Regions from separate parts of the Homo sapiens genome. Here region 1 is linked to region 2. The links are chromatin loops, found by intact Hi-C in ENCODE. Cell type or tissue: Caco-2. All regions are shown on one strand. Each heading gives the region's core, and the rest is flanking DNA. Links, peaks and the distances in the headings are about the cores only.

Region 1 (7,724 bases), core at 1,524-5,523, 71 kb before region 2:
CCATCAAAAACACCTTTCAAAAATAGAGAAGAAACAAAGGCCTTCTCAGACAAACAAAAACTGAGGGAACTCACTGCCAGAAAACGTACTCTATGAGAAATGTTGAAGAAAGTTCTTTAACGTTTTAAAACAATAGAGAAGGAAAAATCTCTTCCACACAGAAGAATTCCAATTAATAAATGCAGAAGAAATCAGGGAAATAGAAAATTACCAGTAAAACACCACAGTAAATAATTTCAAAGCTTATTCTAGAACCACTGTCAATCTGAATCCCAGTCAACTCATACATAAAATAATTATTTATCCCTCTTATTCTGGAAAAGATCAAGGGCAGTTTGAAGATAAGTGCCCTGCCTACTTCTAGGCTAGAAATCTACAATGTGGTTATGAAGGTCAAAATATTATAATTATGAACAGGTAAGACTTAAAAACCGTAAAAATGCTAGTAAGATACAGGATATTACTACAGCCTTTCCAAAACATTTTACTATGTCAAATGGTTCAATAGCCTCAGCTGATATTGAAATAAAAAGACCCAGTGGAAGAGAAAGAAATACTTCGCAGTTTGTGGTTTGGTATAACTGTATCACCAGGAGTGGCACCATTTAATAATCAAGAGCCATCCTTGAAACCATGTGGCTAGTGTTAGATACCAGGTGCAAGAACAAAACGAAGACTTTCACTGCTGGATGCAGCATCCCCCCGTCGCCCCGGCATGTGGCCCATCAGTGCCCACAGTCTGTGCCTTTCCTGGGGGTTCACAAAGCCTCCCCTGAGGCTCATCTCATTTGACCCTCTCCACAGCTTTGCGAGGTAGCCAGTGTTGTTACCATTTCCACATGGGGCACAATGAGGTTGACACACTTGCCCAACCTCTCCCACATTGGAACTATCAGGACTGGTGTTCAAACCAAGTATGTTGACGCCAAGAACTGTTCTTCACTATGTGGTTGGCCAGACCTCAGAAACTGTGCTTTCTCTGGGGTATTTTGTGATTTGAATGTTGTTGCCCCACATGTGGGATGTGTACCAATGATTTGGGTAGAACATGAGATGATTTTAGGGGCCCTCAAGTGTGGAATTAATTAATCACACAGTGAGAAATTTATTGCCTTTGCAAGACTCTTCCAGTCCTTTTGGTTACATCACAGAGAAAGTCTCTGCTTGATGCTAGCATGTCTTTAACACCTCCTTTTACTAAACAACTTGCTTATACTACCTGGGAGGCTGAGGTGGGAGGACTGCTGGAGCCCAGGAGGCGAAGGTTACAGTGAGCCAAGATTGCTCCACTGCATTCCAGCCTGGGCAATAGAGCGAGACCCTGTCCCCCCACAAAAAAAAAAAAAAAAGTTTATGCCCATTTTGGATCTTATTTAAAGAAAGTCATGTGTTTTGATATAACATCTCTCTGCAAAAATTGCTTAGTACAACTGACCCTCTAGGAAGATGAGCCTTGGGTATGCTGATGTTCCTTGGCCTCCAGCACACCATCAGGGCCTCCAGGAACCTGTGTTGGAGATGCAACCACTTGCTTTACTCCAACCCATGTACTAGAAATATGGAGATCAAGGAATCCCATAGGTGCTCCTCTTTCCATCCCCACAGCACCTGGTACGGTACAGAGCCCATGAGAAGCTCTGTTTGGGGTCACAGGTTCCTAACAAGCATTTTGCAGTAGCTCCAGGATGCTTTCCCTTTAAGAGTGATATAGAGAATACTTTAAGATCTCTGACTTTGGAGCCGTGCAGCACTAAATTCAAAGCCCAGTGTTGCTGCTTGTCGAACTTCTATCAGGCACTTCTGGTACTGTAAAGAAAATATCTGGGTTTGCGAGCTGGAAGGAAAGGCAACTGAGCCTGAAGAGGGACCTGTTGAGGAACGGGGCAAGGTTGTGTGGAGTAGGGGACAACAGCCTGGACTTCACCATCAGGAGCCCTAGGTTCCTTCCCCAGCTGTACACTATCCACCCCTAAGGCCTCAGACAAGGGACAAACCCTGTGCCTGTTTCTTGGTGTCAAAAACAAGGAGGCTGGATGAGATGGTTTCTAAGGGGTCCTCCACCAGCTCTAATGTTCTCTGCTCAACATTTCAGTTTCACGAGGCATAGGTTTTCAGCTTTGTCTTCTTTACGGTGGCCATCTTTCCTCATCATTTCTTGAGAGGAGTCTCGCTCTGTTGCCCAGACTGGAGTGCAGTGGCGTGATCTTAGCTCACTGCAGCCTCCACCTTCCAGGTTCAAGTGATTCTCTTGCCTCAGCCTCCTGAGTAGCTGGGATTACAGGCACATGCCACCATGCCTGGCTAATTTCTGTATTTTTAGTAGAGACGGGGGTTTCCCCATGTTGGCCAGGCTGGTCTCGAACTCCTGACCTCAGGTGATCTGCCTGCCTTGGCCTCCCGAAGTGCTGGGATTAAAGGTGTGAACCACTGCGCCCGGCCTTTCCTCATCAATTCTGAAAGGGCTGTGTTTGCACCACTCTTACCTTAGAAAAACAACAGCTATCATTTTTGAACACTGCTGTCATCCCCCCAAATGCATTCTCCTGTGTATATGAAGGTCAACAGCCTTTGTTCCTAGTGTGGATGATTAATCTAGTAGGGAGGTTATAAAACTAGAATCGTTACAGTCTCAGAAGGCACAAAGGAAAAAAAGCCGGATTTCATTATCTGGCCTAGAATGTTTCTCCAGTCAAGACACCAAAATGACGCTCATATCCGTGAAGGTCAATTTCCCATTTCCTTTTTCTCTGAGTCCAATAAATGCCTGTTTAATTAGGTGCTTGTCCTCCACTGGCCACAATGAGCACTCATGGAATCTTAGTTAATAAAATGAGGATTTATTAAATTTTCCATTTTATTAAATAGTCATCATCTTTGCATTGGGTCCCCAAGCCCTGGTAAAAATGAAATGGTCTGTGTGACCATTCAAAGGGAAAATGTTAAGCTATGTTCTTTAGTTACAAAAGTGAGTCTCTCCCCGTCCCACACCCCTACACCACCATCTTGCTGCAGTTTAAAGGCCTGAAGCTGAATTTAATTTTCTTATTACATTGAGGTCTCACAGACGCCACAGCCAGGCATTAAGGCCTTAAAAATAAAAAGAAAGGGACAACAAAAAACAGAAACAGGTATAAAGAGTACAACAGACATTTTCCCTATGCAGACACCATTGGCAGGTATGCTTTGAAGGAAGCCTGGCAAAAAGAAAGCCCAGACACATCCCCAAACATTCTCCCCACTTTTAAAAATTCATCCATTCAGAGTTCTAGGGAAAGATGAGTCTTCGCAATTTTTGTTCCCAAATAAGGAACAGAGAGAGCTTCAGGAAATCAAGGCTTAAGGAAAACCTATCTCCTCAGGCAGCTAAAGCTCTGAAACAAGATTAATGAAACAAGGCAATGTCTAATGCTGCTTTTGTGATTTGTTTTGAAAAGACTGAATTTAGACTTAAAGAATAAGGATCAGGAGACAAGCATCGAGGCTTCAGGCCCCCCATCCCTGGAAGGTGGCTGTTGGTTGGAGCCGAGATCAGATTTCTAAAGATGCTTGCGGAGGCTCCCGGGAACAGCTCCCAGAAGGAACAGAGCCAAGGCGCAGGGCTGAGCTCGTCCCCTGGGCGGCAATCATCCTCCATTCTACTCTGGCCTCTGCCCAGCATCCACTCCTGGCTTCTACCTGTCCCCACTGGTCTCTGCCAACCTGTTGTTCATGATTGCAAAGGCTCCCACCCCCCCTGAGAATTCATTGTCCCGGGCCAGTGTGCTGGTCTGGTGGGGGCAGCCGTTGGCCATCTCAGACAGTTGCTTCTGCAGGATGGCCAACGAGGCCTTGTTGGCTGCCAGCAAGTCCTTCATGGAGATCATCTCCCCTGAGAGCCGGCGCCCGTCCGTGTCACTCTCTGCCACCCCGTCTGTCTCTATGGAGATGTTGCAGCGGTTCCGGACGCTGCCTGGCATCACCACGTTCCTGCGTGATCGCAAGAGTCCTCTCTGGCATTGCGGGCAGCACCCGCTGTCCATTTTCCTCAGGATCCAGTTCAAGGACTGTTTGATGAGGATAGAGATGACATTGAACAAGGAGTAGATGCAGCAGACACCCATGAGGATGAAGACGAAGTTGGCAAAGCGATAGAGGCCTTGGCTCTCATAGTGGGCGTTCTGGCTGCTGACCAGGTCCCCAAAGCCAATGGTGCTGAAAGCCACAAAACAGAAGTAGAGTGAGTCAAAGTAGCTCCAGCCTTCAATGGGGGTGTACATGGCTGAGGCGCAGCAAGAGATGAGGATGGAGGCTGTGCATAGGATCAGCATGACGTAGTACACGGAGGGCTTCCAGCCGGCCAGGCTGTCCACCTCACACTGCCCCGCATCCTTCAGGCTCTCCTGGGGCAGGGCCCCTCGTCTCCGGAGCTGCCGCTGGTGGCACGACTTCATGATGTAGGCGATGATGGTGATCAGGCGCTCCAGGAAGAGGTTGAAGAACAAGATGGTGCTGGAACACCCAACAAGGCCGTAAAAGATCAGAAAGATTTTTCCTCCTACTGTCGCCGGAGTTGTCATCCCAAACCCTGCAGGAGAGAAAAATGAGAGAAGAGTAAGAGAAATCTTTGCTGTGAATGGGGTCTAGGTCTTGGCTTTGATGGCTGGCAAAGGACCTAAAGAGAGTTTCATAAAATCACTCAGCCTTAGTCTTTCTAGGAATGAGCAGGAGAATTCTCACCTGCTTTTGAAGACACTAAGTGTTGTTCAGAGCTAGGCTGCTGAAAGCCTGTGTGGTGCTATTGTGCAAATCAGGAGAATAGCACCTCATCCTCATGGTGGACACAGCCAGCAAAAAATGGCTTGGTGACAAGAATGTGGGCTGGATTTCAGCCTCCTTTCCCTTCTCTGCTAGATATCCTTGTACAGTCCACAACCTGAACAACCATACTCAACAGATCATGTTTAGAGAGAGAAGCAAAGGCTCATACAAAGAAGAGGCTTATACAGACTCATCAGAATTCATTTATTCTGCAAACACTTATTGACCTGGGGATAGAACTGTGGAAAAGACAGTTCTGGTCCCTGCCCTCATGGAGCCCTAGTCCAGTAAGATGATGATGATATTGTGTGGTAAGTGTGGTGCTAGAGGGAGTACAGGATTCTATGGGAACTCCTAAGAGGGGAACCCATCTAAGAAGTGGGGCTTAGAAAAGATGAAGCAGGGAGACCCAAAAGCTAAAGAGGAGTTAGGCAGGCAAGAAGGGTGTATGTGTGTGGTGGTGGTGGGATGGAGAAGTCGGGATGTTCCAGGCAGAGAAACAGCAGCCTCCCAAAGCACTGGGATTATGGGCATTTCTAGCATACATAGAAATGAGAAATTTGCTCAAGATCTACCCATCTTTTAAACAAAATTCTTCAAACACACACTTCATGCTTTTGGAATAATAACAGAAGTATTGGATGCTATACATTGATAAACTATAAAACGTTCATTTTGCCTTTGCCTCTAACTGTTCACATTTCCACCCTCCTGACCTTTCTACCTGTGCACACAGGCATACCATTAAGAATGCATATTGTAGAACAATGGATGTTACTAAGAAAAACAGAAATAGAAAAGAGAGCAATGATACATTCAGGATTTCTCATGAAAGGGCAATGAGGGTCAGCCCACTCTCATCAGAGGGATGAGGGTTCTTTCCAAGCAAATGATTCAGTAAACATGAGAAGGCTGATGGGTGGAGGGGTTGGCATCAGAGTCACTCTGACTACAAACACCATTAAAAAATAAAAAGAATACTGAGCATGCCTCCCTGAGTCAGTTTCTTATTAAAATCAAACCATCAAACCTCTCTCTTTTTTTTTTTTTTTAAAGAGATGGGATCTTGCTCTCTGTCCCACAGGCTGGAGTACTGTGGTGCAATCACACCTCACTGCAGCCTAAAACTACCAGGTTCAGGTGATCCTCCTGCCTCAGCCTTCCAAGTAGCTGGGACTGCAGCTGTGCACACTATGCCTGGCTAATTTTCAAATTTTTGTAGAGATGAGGGTCTTGTCTTGTTGCCTGGGCTGGCCTCGAACTCCTGGTCTTAAGTGATCCACCCACCTCAGCCTCCCAAAGCACTGGGATTACGGGCATAAGCCACCATACCCAACCCAGTTTTTCCTTATTTTCAAGTTCAAATTTCTAACTTGGGTCCCATCGTTTGGATCACAAGAGCTCTCTCATGATCCTCCCTCCTGATAATACCCCACTTGTCACCAAGCTGATATAGTTCCTTGTTGCTACAGCTCGGTCAACGGCTGCCTCCCAGTGCACCCTGGAAGTGTTCAGACCAGACCTTGAAATGTGTGGGCTTTTGGGGTTATGACCTGCTGGTCTGCTCAAGTCAAGCCAAGGGGCCACCTTTCCCAAACATCCAGGTGTGCATACTGTATTACCATTCAGAACTAAATACAATTTTCCTTTCTCAGCACACAAGGAGCTGCATTTGGGTAAGAAATTAACAGCATGTAGTCAGGAAACTAGAGGAAGATACCAAGTATAGCTTTTGAGCTAGATGGGATGGAAAGGAATTGCCAGGATGATTTGGGAAGGGAGGATCGAGGGACAGGGAATAGTTCCATTGAGAATTACTTAGGGCCCTTCATGCTAGACAGAAAATCAGACCATCATCTCTTCTCTGGGAACTCTTCAAAATCAAAGTCCCTCAGCAATTCTTGGCAGTGGAGGCTCAATGTAGACCCCAAAGCTGCAAGACCAGAGAGTATTGCTTCTGTAGTTACTAAACACAGGGAACTGAATGCAGCAAACAGGCAGAAAAAGGGGGAAACATTTGTCTGGGGCCATTTATTCTAGAAGCCGGATGAAGTCAATGAAAATAGGGAAGGTTCAGAAACATGAAGAGAGATGTGTGGGCTGGGGGAGGGTCCTTTCAGACAATTAGAAAAGAACATTCTCAGGTAGTCCTTACCTGTTTTAGAGGTGATTTAGTCATTCTACTCTCAGAAAGCTGAGCTACAGGAGTTGCTAGGGATTTGCTCCCAGCCAAAGTGATAGCAATAATTTACTGAGCACCTGTTAAGTTCAAGGCCCTCACTACATGTCTGGGCCACTGCCGTGGTCTGAGTGTTTATGTGCCCCCCAAATTCATATGTTGAGATCCATCACCCATAAAGTGATGGTATTAGGAGGTGGTGTCTTTGCGAGAGGTGAGTGTGGTGCTCTCATGAATGGGATTAGTGCTCTTATAAAAGAGGTGATTCATCCATTCCTTCCTCCCTGGGAGGACACAAGAAGGTGCCATGTATGAGGAAGCAGGGCTCTCGCAAGATACTCAACCTGCTGATGCCTTGATCTTGGACTTCCCAGTCTCCAGAATCATGAAAAATAAACCTCTATTGTGGATAAACCTCCCAGTCTTCAGTATTTTCTTATAGCAGCCCATGTGGACTAAGATGGCCAAAGAAGATGACACAGACATAGTCCTTGACCCCAGCATCCAAGGCTGAGACTAACTATCTACAAAACAAGCCACAGTGGGCTGGGCATGGTGGCTCATGCCTGTAATCCCAGCAGTTTGGGAGGCCGAGGTGGGCGGATCATGAGGTCAGGAGATCAAGACTATCCTGGCCAACCTGGTGAAACCCTGTCTCCACTAAAAATACAAAAATTAGCTGGGCGTGGTGGCATGTGCCTGTAGTCCCAGCTACTTGGGAGGCTGTGGCAGGAGAATCACTTGAACC
Region 2 (7,724 bases), core at 1,926-5,925:
ATGTCCATAAACTATAAAGCACTGAATCATGCTACAATGTGGATAAACCTTGAAAACATTAAGCTAAGTGAAAGTGTAACCCAGAATCCTGGAATTTTGGGTATGCACTGTGAAAAAGAACATACTTGTAACTGTTGCATCTTAAGTTCTTGATGTTTCTAAAAAGTTCCAGGAAGAAACTCAGCCCTAGAAAACAAACGTGGGTTGGATCCAGAGATGCCTGGGTTGGAGATGAACTTTGCCCAACTCCCCTCATTACCATACTAAACTCTCCTCCCAGGGAAGAGCTTGCTTATTCACCATTTCCTGTACACATATGTAGAAGCATGATGGGTAACGGTGCCTTCACTGCATTTACTCTACCTTTACGTACAATGACTCAGCTACCAGCCCAATAAAAGCCCTGTTTTCACTATTATTTGGGGAGGCACTGCTTTGGGAACTATCCCAATGTTCTTCTTACTTGCTGCAAGTAATAAAATCTCTTTGTTAAGTCCTCCTTGGTTGTAGTCATTGAGCTGTCACTGGCCAAGCAATCGAACTCACCTGTTGTGTGGGTAAGAAACAGAGCCAGACACAAAAGTCACATACTGAAGGATTCCATTTAATGAGAACTGTCTAGGATAGATAAATCTATACAGACAGAAAACAAGTTGGTAGTTGCCAGGGGCGGAAGGGAAGAGTAAATGAGGAGTAACCATTCAAGTGGTATGAGGTTTTCACTGGGGGCAATAAAAATGCTTTGGAACTAGATAGAGGTAATGGGTGCACAACACTGTGAATGTACTAAGTACCACTTCATTGTATACAAGTGGTCCCCCCTTACGTAAGGTTTTGCTTTCTGAGGTTTCAGTTACCTGTGGTCAACTATGGTCCAAAATATTAAATGAAAAATTCCAGAAATAAACAATTCCTAATTTTTTTTTTGAGACAGAGTCTCGCTCTGTCTCGCCCAGGCTGGAGTGCAATGGTGCAATCTTGGTTCACTGCAGCCTCCACCTCCTGGGTTCAAGTGATTCTCTTGCCTCGGTCTCCCGAGTAGCTGGGACTACAGGCGCGCGCCACCACGCCTGGCTAATTTTTGTATTTTGAGTAGAGACGGGGTTTCATCACGTTGGCCAGGCTGGTCTCAAACTCCTGACCTCAGGTGATCCACCTTCCTCAGCCTCCCAAAGTGCTGGGATTACAGGTGTGAGCCACTGCACCCAGCCCAATTCCTAAGTTTTAAATTGAGTGCCGTTCTAAGGAGCATGATGAGACCTCTCACTGTCCCACTCTGTCTCACTTCAGACATGTTCATCCCTTTGTCCAGCTGTATACACTGCTGCCCCTGAGTCAATGAGTAACCATCTAGGCTATCAGATCCACTGCTGCAGTGCTTGTATCAAGTCACCCTTCTTTTTCTTAACAATGGCTCAGAAGCATGACAGTAGTGATGCTGGCTATTGTTATAATTGTTATATTTTATTCTTAGTTATTGTTGTTAATCTCTTACTGTGCCTTATAAATTAAATGTTATTATAGATACGTATGTGCAGGAAACACAGTATCATATAGGGTTCAGTAGTATCTGAGGCTTGAACCATCCACCTGGGGTCTTGAAATAGATTCTCTAAATATAAGGGAGGAATTACTGTATTTTGACGTGGTTAATTTATGTATGCACATTTCACCTCAATTAAAAAAATAAGGGTAATATCTCCCAGTAGGAGAAAAGATGAGCGCATTTGCTTGCAACCCCTTGTAAGACTGGGGATTTCCTGAGCAGTTGTGACACAGACCCGTGGGGTATGCTGCATTCACCTTGCCTGCTGTGCATGACCCCCTGGGAATTGTGGGGCAAGGGGAACCTTTGCAAACCCGAAGCTCACGCTGCCTGCTATGTTGTAATGAGCGGTCTAAATCCACTTGGGCTTGTCTCCTTTCCCAAAGCATCCATGGAGGTTTGATGAGCTGACCTAGCCGGGGCCTGCTGCTTACAGGCTGCTTGCTGCTTGACAGCCCTCATTGTCCCCTGATATACATGAGCCAACAGGGCACACGGAACTTCCTTTTCAGGGATGCGGTCTGCCATAGCAACTGAAAATTGCTATAACTGTGCGATAGTTTATAACTAAACTGTGCAATAGAAAATCTCAACCACAGCCATGCTTGTTTTTGCCCCCATAATGCCGAGAATATTTATGAGCAAATTGCCAAATACTTGGTGACTTAGTGACATCCATTCAGACAGAAGACAGATTTAAAGGCAGGCTTCAAACATCTTCAGGAGACTATTGCCTGGGAAGGGAAAAAAGGACTCCTTTGAGTGTTCTTATGTTTCTATCTGTGTGGTTATGTGGCTACGATATATGTGAAGAAGAGTGCAAACAAAAATGTAAAAATTCATCAAGTTGTATACTTAAGATTTATATCCTTGACAGTATATGGGTCATATCTCAATAAAATTTTTTTTGGCAGGCAGGCATAGAAAAATATGCTTGGAATCATTCCATTTAATGAAAACAAAGCAAGCAAACAAACACACAAAGAAACACAGAACCTTCTGGAGCAGTTTAAACACTGTATCAGAGCAAGAGCTGCTCCTTAGAATGAGTAGTGCAATGACCATGCATTACAGCAGTGGTTCTTAATCCTGGCTGATTGAAAATCACCTGAAGAGCTTTTAATAAATACCAATGCCTGGGCACCACCCACAGAGATTCTGATTTAATTGCCTGGGCATAAAAGAACACATTATAGCTCCCCAGGTGGTTTTTCAGGGTGGACAAACCATGGCCCACAACCTAGATCGGCCTGTTGCCTGTTTTTTTTCTTTTTTTTAATAACACGTTATTGGAACCCACCCATCCATGTTCATTTATGTAAACTCATGGCTGCTTTCAGGCTACAGTCGCAAAGTTGAGCAGTTGCAACAGAGACCATATAGTCGGCAAGCCTGAAATATTTGCTGGCTGGCCCTTTACAGAAAGGGCCCCTGGGTCAGACATCTGAATTGAATGTGGAGTTTATAAAACACAAGAAGATGTTCAGCACCACCTGGAACCTTCTGACTCCAACTCTCCAGGATGAGGCTTGGGCAGGACTTCTTTGTAAGTTTCACAGGAGATTTTTCTTGGGGATCCCCCGGTTCTGAATTAGGGCCCTTGGTGCTTTGTGGTGATGCAGTTCCCAGTGGAGCCCAGTGACCAGCAGGAGCGGGCTGGCTCTTCCAGAATCATGTGAGGAACGTTTACCACTCAGATCCCCAGTAATTACCCTTCAGAGATTCACACTCAGTCGCTCTGGGGTAGGGTCCAACTACTGCTGTTATAAACAAACCAACCAACAAAACCCCAAAACAACGAAACCCCAAAAGTCCTCTCTGTGTTTGGGACCATTTACAATCAGGAGCTGAAATGAGACCAGGTCCCAGTCCCAAAATTTTGAAGGTGCAATTCCTCCTGGTTGCCAGAATCTGCATTGGGTTGGTAGAAGTGATTTGGATCGGACTTTGGATTTAAATGCAAACAAGAGAGCTGGTTTTGCCCAGGCCGCAGTTGGAGGGCACTCCAAAGTCTCTGCTCTGCAAAGAAAGTGAGGTGAACCTGCACCTGCATGCAGAAAGAGGGGCCACCTAGCAGAAGGGGAAACCCACACTGCGAGGCTGCTACCTGGTGAGCACTGGCAATGCTCAACTAGCAATGAAATGCCTCAGGACAGCCACTGCCATCTCTTTCCAGGAGAGAAACCAACAACCTAGGTCTCACTCTCAAGGATGATGCACAGGAACACCCGGAGAATCAGGAGCGTACACCTCCTGGTGGTGGAGACACAAAGAAGCATGGAACAAAATCCCTGCCCAGAGGCTGTAATTAACATACATGAAAAAAGATTGGGAGCAATATACATGTGCAAGCATCTACCTTAGAACGCAGGTGACCTCCGTGGTCCTGAGAATGGGGAAGGTCTGCTGTAATTAAGGCCAGGCTTAACCGGGCTTTCCCAGGAACGAAGGAATTTCTAGTTAGGTTGACACCATTTTCTCAAACTTGGCTGCCCCTTAGAATCACCTGCAGAGGTTTTAAAATCCCAAAGCCGAGGTCATGCCCCAGACCACTTAAATCAGAATCTCTGCGGGTGTCAACGAGATGTCAGTAGTTGTTAAAGCTCCTCAGGTGATTCCAATGTGCAGCCAAGTTTGAGCGCCCTGGTCTACACCCAGAGAAGTCCAAGGGGGTCTGGGTGCAGAGAGAAACAACAGGAAGCTGTCTGGAGCCTGAGTATAGATACGTGGGGAGGGGCAGATGGCTTGAAGTACACACAAGTCCACGAAGGGCAGCAACAACTATGATGCTCTAGATAGAAATTGGAAATAAATTGGCACAGCTAAGGGGATCCACTGGGAAGTGAGCCAAGGTACTCAAGGAAGAGCTGCAACGAAAATTTGAGTTTGCTTTTTCTTTGGTCTAGGGCATTTTGACCCCACCATACTTAAGGGAATAATTTTAGACTTAGAGAAAAGTTGCAAAGATAGTACAGAAAGTTCTTGTACATCCCTCTAGGTTTCTTTTTCTTTCATTCTTTTTTTTTCTTCTTCTTCTTTTGAGACAGAGTCTCACTCTGTCCTCCAGGCTGGAGTTCAGTGGCGCAATCTTGGCTCACTGCAACCTCCACCTCCTGGGTTCAAGAGATTCTCCTGCCTCAGCCTCCCAAGTAGCTGGGACTACAGGCACATGCCACCATGCTCGGCTAATTTTTGTACTTTTAGTAGAGACAGGGTTTCACCATGTTGTTCAGGCTGGTCTGGAATGCCTGACCTCAGATGATCCTCCCAGCTTGGCCTCCCAAAGTGCTGGGATTACAGGCATGAGCCACCGTGCCCGGCCTCTCTCAGTTTCTTCTAATATTAAGATCTTACATTACCATGGCACATGGGTCAAAACTCAAAACACCACCATTAGTACGTTACTACCCACTAAACTCCAGATTTCATTTGGATTTCACCTATTTTTCATCAACGTCCTTTTTCTGCTCCAGGATCCAATTGAAGATGGTGCATTGATTCAGTCATCAGGTTTCATTTGTACCCCACCATTTTCAGACACTCTATTTGATTCAATTGGTGCTTTAAACTTAAAAACATTTTTGTTTTGTCTTTATGAATATATATTTTCGTCCGAATTTTACCACTGAAGAAATTTTATTGAGACCGTCTTTTCCTCAGTGAATTCCATTACAAGCTACTTTAATTCTTTCAACAATTTTTCCATGCAGGTAAACCAGTACCATGTTTTTCCATTTAAAAAAAAAACTTTTCAACCAGGTGCAATGGCTCATGCCTGTAATCCTAGCACTTTAGGAGGCTGGGGAGAGAAGATTGCTTGAGCTCAGGAGTTAAAGACAAGCCTCGCCTGGGCAATATGGCAAAACCCTGTCTCTACAAAAAATATAAAAAATTAGCAGGGCATGGTGGCACACATCTGTGGTCCCAGCTACTCAGGAGGTTGGGGTGAAAGGATTGCTTGAGCCCAAAACGATGAAGCTGCAATGAGCTGTGATGACACCACTGCCCTCCACCCTGGGCGACAGAGCAAGACCCTGTCTCAAAAAAAAAAAAAAAAAATCTTTTCAACAGACTTTTTTTATACAATAAATTTTACCAAAAATATTTGGTTCATCAATTACTTTTTGTCTATATGAATGCTGTCCCTCATGGTTTTTGACAATCTGAGTTTCCTTGGATGATCACATTTCCACCAAGATCAATTTTCCTGAGTCAAATTCTGCATATCCAGATTTGCCAAGATGTGATCCTTCTATTGATTAAAAAAAGCAATTTTACCATGTGCATTTTTCCTTCTGTTGCTTTTACTTCATTTGAGTTTTCTATCACATTTAATTTTTTGCAGTTCAGTTGTTGTACTTTTCAACTTTACCATGTTTACTTTCTGTAGTTTCTCATTTGCAACAATTTTTTTATCACTTGCAATTTTAACTATTATATTTCCTTTTGTGTTTTTTCTACCAATAATATTTGCAGTGACGACTACAAGATTGATGATTTGCATTGTTTTTAGTTGAGCCACGGAAGAACTGAATGGCTCTTCTCAGACACTCTAGAGATGCTCTACTGGCCGGCATGAATCAACTGTATTGCTCATCCAGTTCTTTTTGATGTTTGTGTTCACACATGAACCAGCAGAGCAAGAATAGATGATGAGTCAAGTGAGTGAAATGATCTGCTTCATTTAAAAAAACTTTTTAAAAGCTTCCCTTGGTGGGTGGGAGTCCCTGCATGTCAGCAGCACCGCCTTACCCACGGAACACAATGTAAATGGCATCGCTAGAGATACGCAGGACGGTGCAGGAATGTGAGAAAAAGGTAAGAAGGGCCAAGGAGAACGAGCAGAGCAGGATGTTTGGCTGAATTCCAGGCAAAGACACAGGGACCAGACATGGTGCTAAGGCAGAGCCTTGATCTAAGAGAAGACGTCCCAGCTCCCAGAATTGGGATATAAGGTCAGGGTGGGGCCAGCCCCAAGGTTGATTTTCTGCTGAACGACTAGCCTAGGATCCTTAGACTCCCCGGGAGGAGTGGATTCTCTCTTAAGAGCCTGGAGTGTGGCCCAGTGACCCACCTGTGAGGGATGCGTGGAAGAGGTGGGGCCAGAATATTACTAGAGAAGTTGATTCACCTGAAGAAATCAGTCACCTTATTTATTTAGGTAAAAAACAGTCACAAGAGAAGGTTTAGCTGTAATACTCTATAGTAAGCAACTGCCTGCACAGAGGGAAAGTGGCTTTATTGTTGTGGCCAAGCCATCTGGGGCAGTGTTGTCACAGAGAGGGACATTCTGCATCTAGAGACGAAAGGGCTCAGACCCTTCTCCAGATGCCCCAAATAACCTTCTCCAAAGAAGTGCAGGTCAACATCTTTCTGCTTGGTCTCAGGACAACAAAAGCGAACATTTCACTGTCTTCCATACTGTCCTCTCCCACTGCCAGACTAGAATCAATGAAATTCACAGAAAAAGGGCACAGCTGGGAAATAATTGGGCTTGAGTAACAACTAACAATTCCCCTCATTCTTTCCCTGAGCTAATCAACCACATCTCCTAGAGCCAATAAGGAGAGGTCCTCTTCTCTGTGTATGTGTGAAATGTAACACATTCGGGGAAAAAAGTGAATAAATGTATAAGTGGCTTGAGCATCTTTGTAACTAATACCCAGTCAAGAAATAGAAAATTTCCAGAACCTCAGTGGGTGGCCAACTCTCCATCCTCTATCTGACACCCCAGAGCAGTTTCTTGACTTGCACAGAATCTGAGATTTGGACGGAGAACTAGAGCTTTGTTTTGCAAAGATCCGCAAGATCTGGAGATGTCTAGAAATGAAGTTGGAGTTCTCAACTTAGTGGCTTTAAGGCAACATTCAGGGAATTAAGTATTAATAGGCTAATGCAGGGAGTTCCTGATCAGGGGGTTCAGAGTGAGACTCAGAGATTCAGGGATTTTTTTTTTTTTTTTGAGACAAAAGTCCTGCTCTTGTTGTCCAGGCTGGAGTGCAATGGCGCCATCTCAGCTCACTGCAAACTCTGCCTCCCGAGTTCAAGCAATTCTCCTGCCTCAGCTTCCTGAGTAGCTGGGATTACAGGCACCTGCCACCATGTCCAGCTAATTTTTGTATTTTTAGTAGAGACGGGGTTTCACCATGTTGGCCAGGCTGGTCTCAAACTCCTGACC

Evidence for each region. Hi-C counts contacts between places; a loop is a spot of excess contacts. Peaks named below come from ENCODE experiments on the same cell type or tissue, not always from the same donor. Only the 100,000 strongest peaks of a DNase experiment are listed, where the experiment ranks them.
Region 1: a loop joins it to region 2, with 8 times the contacts of the local background. A loop is called at or near these places in 1 of 110 quality-filtered maps.

Annotation. Positions count from the first base shown.
Region 1 is chr14:90,180,951-90,188,674 of GRCh38, reverse strand. It overlaps KCNK13 (potassium two pore domain channel subfamily K member 13), which reads right to left. Exons shown (of 2, transcript NM_022054.4): 2 at 2,822-4,564. The coding sequence ends at 3,672. Among named protein-coding and RNA genes, the nearest start is that of PSMC1, 72 kb to the left of the region's middle. RefSeq lists an enhancer at 3,865-4,366. In Caco-2, for the core only: no CTCF peak of the experiment used is centred there; no DNase peak of the experiment used is centred there.
Region 2 is chr14:90,110,795-90,118,518 of GRCh38, reverse strand. The region is part of intron 1 of KCNK13 (potassium two pore domain channel subfamily K member 13); the gene reads right to left. Among named protein-coding and RNA genes, the nearest start is that of KCNK13, 53 kb to the right of the region's middle. In Caco-2, for the core only: no CTCF peak of the experiment used is centred there; a DNase peak (open chromatin) is centred at 3,778.